Linked DNA regions of Homo sapiens: region 2 is linked to region 1. A link is a contact called in ENCODE Hi-C data. All regions are on one chromosome and are shown on one strand. The core of a region is the stretch at or near the end of the contact, and the rest is flanking DNA. Distances in the headings are between cores, read along the strand shown.

Region 1 (3,672 bases), core at 1,094-3,593:
CCTCAGGTGATCCACACGCCTCGGCCTCCCAAAGTGCTGGGATTACAGGCATGAGCCACCATGCCAGGCCGATAAATTCTTAATTCATGAAACTTTTCATTATGCATGACTAAGATCCTGGAGGATGAGAGGTGGTGGGGAATATAATGTCTTAAAAAAAAGTTGCTAAATTGTGTTTTCCTAGTGAGCCTTTCTTGGTAGTCTTTTAGGGAAATAATGAGTGCCCATAGATGATTATAATGTAGAAAGACCAACCATGTGATGTGCCAGAGCACTGGCTCTTAAACTTAAATGTGGTAGGAATCACTTGTTAGATGCAGATTCTGATTCAGTAGGTCTAGGGTAGGGCCCAAGACTTTGCACTTCTAACAAACTCCCAGATGTTGGGAAGCTTCTGGTTCATGGATCATACTTAGTAGCAAGGAGTTAAGAGTGACTACTCTCCCAGGACACCTTTTTGTAAACTCCAATTTCAGTGACTCAAAAATTCAAGAGGTCTGGTATAAATAGGAAGAAGGGTGATGTTGTTGAAAGTGCTAATTTACTAATTTAAATCATTTGGGAAGAGAAAGCCAAAGGTCAAAATTATTCATAGACCTATCATTAATGGAAAGTTAATTGAGAAATGAAGAGTCATTTAAGGCAACTGCAAAATAGTAACACAAATACCTCAGATGACTAGTAGGGCAAAATTTTCAAAATGTTGCAAGCTGTCTTCATGCTTGAAGTAGCAATTTACATGCATAATTAGGTGCAATCAACAGTTTTGAAATGTAATATATTTTCCGAGTCCATATTTACTTGTGACAGATGCTTAAAAAAAACTGTCCCCCAAAAATAGAGGGGCAGAAGAAAGGAGAAATATTTGCATTTAACAATAAGAATCTTTAAAAGGACATGTCTAAATTTAGGACAAATTTAATTGAAGTATTGTATCTTTATTTTGATTTAATCTTCATTTAAGCCTTGAAAGAAGTTCACAAACGTATTTTGGAAGTAGCAAGCATGGAAGAATAATAACTTACCAGTCAGCTATTCCTGCTGCTGTCTGAACTGACATGTGATTTTTATTGCTACACTGTAGGGAAAAAAAAAAAAACAAAAACCTGACAAATTCAAACCTTTATTGCACAAAATATTATTGACTTTCTTCCTGTCTTCAGAAGGGGCTTCATTCTCTAAAGATACCAAATATCTTTTAGGAAATTTAAATAAAGGTGATTTAAACCGGTAGCTTCTATTTTGTAAATCAAGGTCTTCAGATGAACACTCAGTGTGAACATATATCATCTTACTGTTCTCGGTATAACAATGTTAGGTGCTCGATATGCACAAAGACACTCTGCTAAGCACATTACACATATAATCTAATTTACCATTATAAACGTTCTATAATGATTGTTGGTTTATTACCAGGTACTGGGGAGGAGCTCACTCTATTTTCAACAATTCCCAATTTAGAAAACGAACTTGAAATCTGATTTTTAGAAAATCTGAAGAAAAAGAGAATGGGTAATTTGGTCCCTAAACTTTTTCTTCTTTTTCAAAAACTTGTTCACATTGCATTACCCAGATTGGTTGTCTACACTGATGAAAGTGGCAATTAATTTCTGTCACACATGCAGAGTCAGATTAAAAGATAGCATTGAGGGATACAACCTAATGATGTGTTCTTGTGTAACTGCATCAATGGGACAGTGTGTCTTGATATGTAAAAGTTGTGTTTAAGTTAATGCAAAGCATTCATGGGATGAGCAATGCAATTTTCCAGTTTCATCAAGCAAGTGTGATCTGTGATACATGCTAGGGGAAAAAAGCCATCCTCTGCCAAGAAACGCATGAATAGTTCATTAATCTGCTGATCCATTTGGGAGCATTATGGAATTCAAAGCCCAGAATAATGGGCTCTATTTAATATTGAACAGGTTCTTGATAACCCGCCATTTCTCTCCAGAGCTGCTTGAAAGTCCCTCCTGGACGTGCAGAGTTGCAGTGGCAGTTCCCATGAAGTTGTAAGCTACTACCCAGGATCAAGTGGTGTTAAATTGAGAAGTCATCCTGTTCACCTGACTAGTGGTGAACCCTGATTTAAGAATTTCCAAGGCTACCCTCGCCATCTCTATTTAAATTTATAGACGCAACGCACTGCCTGCCCTGGGGTCACCACCGAAGCCTCCTGGTGGAGCCCTGCCCTGCTGAGGACGCTCTTCCAGCACAGAACTCACCACCAAAAAGAGACGGCGCCCAGCTGGCGCCCGCCCCGGGCACATTGCAGTAAATGCCTGGCAGCGACTTCTCGCTTCTCCTTCCTCCTACCCCATCGACCCTCTGTTGCCGACCTTTACGCCAAACTCCGGCGCGCCGCGAGACTCGCGTCCTCGCTGTCCCCGAGGGGCCCCACCCCTTCCCGGTTCTAACCTGCGACCTGGCCAGAGGCAAGGGTAGGTCGACTTCCTGCCCGGAATTTGCCGTTGGCTTCTCCTTCTCTACTCCAGTTCTTTAGTGCAGGGCTGTGCGGCGCGGAGCCGCCAGCGGCAGAACAGACCCCGGAGCGGAGCTCTGGGATACACACACGCGCAGCCCGGAGGGACTGACCCCGGAGGCGCGCTCGGCCGGGAGAGGGAGGGGACCAGGGCCAGCGCGGAGGCGGGGGTCACCTGGGGTTGGGGGTGGGCGCACCAGCCCTCCGCACGCTCCTCTCTTTCTAGTCCTCGCCGCCACCACCTCGCACAGGTCGGAGATCCCTCCTTTCCTTGGCTCCTTTGCGTTGGGGAGGGGGTAAGGCTGAGGGTCGGCGCTTGGTCAGCGGGCGGGGAAGGTAGATTTCACTTGCACCTGAGAGTCCCTATTCTTGCCAGCTTCGCCGGGCAAAGCCCGGCGACCAGGTTGGTTCTTCCAGCAACTTTGTTCAGAAGGTTGGTAGGGAGGAGAAACGCCAAGGGGCCCCAAGAGACGCTGGAAAGCGGCTAGGAGCGTGGGCCGGGCTGGAGAGCAAGTACCCAAGCGGCCCTGAGGCTGGGAGCGCGGCTGGGAGGCGCCGCCGCCGCCGCCGCCGCCGCCGCCGGGATGCGCTCTGCTTAGCGGGACTGCCGGGGGCGCCTGAAGGCCAGCGCTCCAAGGACACGCGGCCACCCGCTCCTCGCGCACCCCGGCCCAGACGCCGCCAGGGCCGGAGCCAAGCAGGCGAGCGGAGCTGCGGGGAGCGGGGGCGAAGGGTGGCAGAAGGGAGGGCGCGCGGGAGGCGGCCCCTCCTCGGCGAGCCATGCGTGCCACGGGCAGCTGAGTAGCTGCCGGGCGCCGCTGCCAAGTCTCCACTCCGCTTTTGTCTTGCCCTCCAGTGAATGGGAAGATGGAGATGGATGTTGAGGGAGTTTCTCCGCGCCCGGAGCCCATCCCCCGCTCCCAGGGGGCTGGCGGAGCCTGCCAGGCGCCGCCACAGCCGCCCCAGCCCCAGCCGCCGCCTCAGCAGCTGGCTCAGGATGAACTGCCCGGCGAGAGTGCAGGCGCTGAGGACAGCGACGATCCCGAGACGAGACCCAACGGCGAGAAAGGAGAGAGCAAGGTAGGTCCACAGTGTTGGCGCTGTGATACCTTTTGAACAAAACCAAGGAGTTGCTGTCGTGGCTGTCACTTTAACCCCTCCGCTCCCCAACCCCCTTCCCTGGTTTGTGT
Region 2 (3,729 bases), core at 545-3,044, 170 kb after region 1:
CAAGGGGTAATGTTTAATAACTTACTACAGGTTAAATAGCCAATGATAACTTCTATGCAAACTTGAGCACAATTTGGGATAGTATGGTATGTTTTTAATGCGATTCCTAAGAAAGTGCTGAAGTCTTCCGTATGTATGGGTAATATTGTTGGCAACACAAGATACCATTTTTATGCGATAATGGCACTCCTACATGTAAAAATCCCAGAGAGTGAATCAGCCTTATGGAATGTGTTTCCTGTTTTCTATTTTGCCACAGTTTTCTTTCAGTAGACATGTAGCTTTGAAGGTGAGTATAATTAAACATTCCTTGGTATTGCATCTCTCATGCATATATGAGAAAATTTAGCGGCAAATTTCTTCTCTAAAGAATGTGCAAAACACTTTTGAATTGATCAGCTCTTCTAGTACTTTACTCTGAAACTTGGTTGTTCTGGCTCGTGTCTATTTTCAATACATTGTATGTAAATGATGATTTATTTTCTAAGTGAATTTATCTGACTGTCAGATGAAGCATTCTGCGTGGATGGAGGTGGAAGTTAGAGGAAGGTCACGAGAATATGTTCTGTGTGCCTTCACATTTGGTGCTTAGAGGTCTCTGGTTATTATTGTGCTTCCCTTCCATGCCCTTCTTAATTCTGGCTTTTATCCCAGCCATTGTGACAGCTGTTTGTAATTCTGTTGGCAGTTCATTTCTGGATGAATTACACATTGCTCTGTCTGCTTGTCATTGTTGTGGCCTCTTCAAGTTCCCATGTGATGGGAGAACAAAACAGTCTGGGCTCTGTAAAGGACTCGACTTTCTATTCAAATTGGAATTATTTTTAGAAAGCTTCTGTAGAATCTAAAGTTTCCTCAATCAGCAGGATTCATATAAAGCCATATGTTGGTGTGCTTTCCTCAGAAAAAGCCTTAGAAAAGTTCTTTTAGAATCTCACAGCTTGTGGGAGGCTGCATTCTGTGGGCAGGCCTGCCCCACGCACCTGGAGTCACGGCAAGGTTTCTGTGAGGTGCTGAGTGTGTGAGGTCTTCGGTGGTAATTTGCTCTTGAGGCACTAGACTCAACCAACAAGGGCCAAAACTATATTACAGTGAACTCTGTTAGCAGCCAAGTTGAGGATGCAGAGTGATCTGTTTAATCAATACTTTATCTGGATTGTCAGTTGTAAAAGGCTTAGAAATAATGCAACAAAATACTCAACTCTGAAATAACACCGAGTGTCATTTCACCTTTGTTTGATTCAGAAGGTCCTTTAGAATCTTTGTGTCCTGGGGGAGCTAGTTAATAAAGATTCCAGGTTTAGAATGTTTGATAAATTAGCCTTTATTCTAGTTAGGAAGGGAAATAGACAAGTGGAAATGCCATAAAGTCCTCCTGGCCCAAGAGGGAGATGAGAGGCCTAAGCAAAAATAAGGTATTTGCGGTTAGTGGCATTAGTATTACTCATCGCTCACCGCTATTAAGTACCCCATAAATATTTCACTTCTGGAGTGTAAGGTGGGTCAAAGTAGGACCTCTTCTTTACCTATATTGGACCCTCACCTATTAGCACCCTGTTCTGTAATATGCTTTGAGATATTTAATAATTCTATTGATTTGCAGCAAAGGCCCAGGGTTTTTAGGAAAGTTCTCCCAGAAATGGGCCTCACATTGGTCTGTCTAGCTCATGTAGCCCAGTTCACCCCAAACTGGACTGTCACTCAGAAACAGGTCAAGAGAACGTATCTGATTACACAGGATTTCATGTCCCAGTGGCCTGGAGGGCATAGCATGTGCCACAGGACTGATGTTCTGACTTGGTGCCCTGTCTCAGGGCCAGCTCTCATTTTAGGCTTCCAGGTTCATCCTTCAAAGGGTTGGAAACAGCATCACAATTTTTTTATCTTAGGAGATTTCTCACCCTTGACAAGCCCGCAGGACAAACAGACCTGACCTCCATGGCCCCTTGTCTCTCAGCCCTGGTTAAATGAATATTCACTCTGTGGAGCATCACACCAGGCATCGTGTAAAATTATAGAAGAAGGAGGTGCTGCACTCCTGGCCTTTGAGCATCTTATCAACTTACAGGAAAGACAAAACCAGCACACAACAAAATATATAAAAACTTAAATGTCAGCTGCATATATATATATATATATATAGTTATTTATAAATTCAATTGACATAGACTGGAAATACATATTTATGTATACATATATCTATATGTACATAAAGTTAAGGCATTTCTGAAATGACTGAAGTGACTAGAATTAGAAAAAGGTAGTTTTCTATTGGCTTAGTTTTAGTCCCCCAGAAGTGACCCTGAGACAAGGACTTGAGAGCAAGTAGTTTATTTGGGAGGTATAGCAAATGCCAGTAAGAAGAGAGGGAAAGAATGACAGGAAAAGTAAGGCAGACAACAAAGGGTATGATATGGAGCCAGCTATGACTGTGCACAGCTAGAGCTAAAGCCTATGAAAAAATTCTGGGAAATAATTTAGAACATTTGCCCTGGACTCCTATCAGTAACTGGTTGAGGACTCCTCTCAAGGTGAGTTAATACCCAGATATTCATAGATCACCATACCTGGACAGAATAGTTTCTCGAGAAACAAAACAAAACAAACCTCATGCAAAGAGATGCAGTTAATGGCAGTTTCAAGGCTGGTCTTTGTAAGACCTGAGGGATACAGTAAGGGACCAACATTCTCTGCTACATTCACACATATTAGTGAGAAAAATGGTTTGGAAAGGAGAAAGGGATTTTGAACATTTAGGAAGCCAGTGTCTATAAAGACCCAAAAGTAATGATAGATAACATTCAAACCAGTACAAAAAGCATCCTTATGCAAGTTCCTCAAAGGAGTATGCCTCAAGTGGCATAGGGAAAAAGATCTGGGAGACCAGTTGAACCAGACAGAAAACGAGGAGCAACTTGGGGTACAAGGATTCAGATTGTGATGGCTGCCCTAAGTTAGGATTCCCTGTGATCCACTAGACATGTTTCAGCTGCAAACCATACTGGGAATAGTGGGTAGTTTAGCCACATTGTGGATTATGAAGCATCTACTTTATCTGTGGCATGAAGTCCTGACACATCACAGGAAACATTTCAGAAGAATGAGAGCTGGGTGCTATTGGAGATGCAATGGGTCAGCATGTCCTTCCTTCAACTCACCTAGGTCAAAGAGGTGGGCAGTTGCCAACAAGCACTGGAGGTTTTATACTAGGTCTCCTGTATTTTTAAAGGATAAGACTGACAGCACTGGGATGGTGGGCATGGGGCTCATGATGATTAGTAGTACCTCTAAAGTGGATCTGATGTAATATAGTCTTCTCTTGAATTGCATTGTATGTATAGATCTTCTCTAAGGAGCTGGTAGATGGGAAGTTAAGACTGGCAAAGACAGAAACACTGCAGAGGGCTCTTGTTCATCTGACACTGGTTAGTTATTGACATATTGCTACAGAAGGCCTGTAGCCTAGGCTTTAGCAAATGCCTCCTACAAGGACTCCTGTGTGTCGATCTTTGTTAATGGAAATGTCTATGTGTTTTATGTAACTTTTAGCTGCCCTGGCAGATGTGCCTAGGAATGAGCTCTCTGAGAATGCATCTCAGGGTTAATTATTCTTTAATATGTAAAATCATACTAATATGGTTTGGATGTGTCCCCACACAAATCTCATCTTGAATTGTAGTTCCCATAATCCCCAAGTGTTGTGAGAAGGACCCAGTGGGAAGTAATTTA

What was found. A loop is a pair of places that touch in the nucleus more often than their neighbours do.
Region 2: a map of gastrocnemius medialis shows a loop between it and region 1 (2.0-fold over the local background). The contact joins the enhancer-like site here to the promoter of LINC00693 in region 1. A Hi-C loop is called at or near these places in 2 of 168 maps with a recorded cell type or tissue (cardiac septum and gastrocnemius medialis).

What each region holds. Positions count from the first base shown.
Region 1 is chr3:28,572,935-28,576,606 of GRCh38, forward strand. LINC00693 (long intergenic non-protein coding RNA 693) reads left to right here and starts at 2,344. Exons shown (of 5, transcript NR_038840.1): 1 at 2,344-2,441; 2 at 3,339-3,562. It overlaps LOC107986012 (protein transport protein SEC31-like), which reads right to left and starts at 3,393. Exons shown (of 3, transcript XM_047449399.1): 1 at 2,419-3,393; 2 at 1,026-1,078. The coding sequence starts at 3,393. The coding sequence ends at 2,803.
Region 2 is chr3:28,745,422-28,749,150 of GRCh38, forward strand. All of the region lies in intron 2 of LINC00693 (long intergenic non-protein coding RNA 693), which reads left to right. Among named protein-coding and RNA genes, the nearest start is that of LINC00693, 170 kb to the left of the region's middle. Within about 2 kb of position 1,795, at least 2 of the 41 ENCODE cell types and tissues checked have a DNase peak (open chromatin) inside an H3K27ac peak, as active enhancers do; they include gastrocnemius medialis, where a contact is called at or near this core.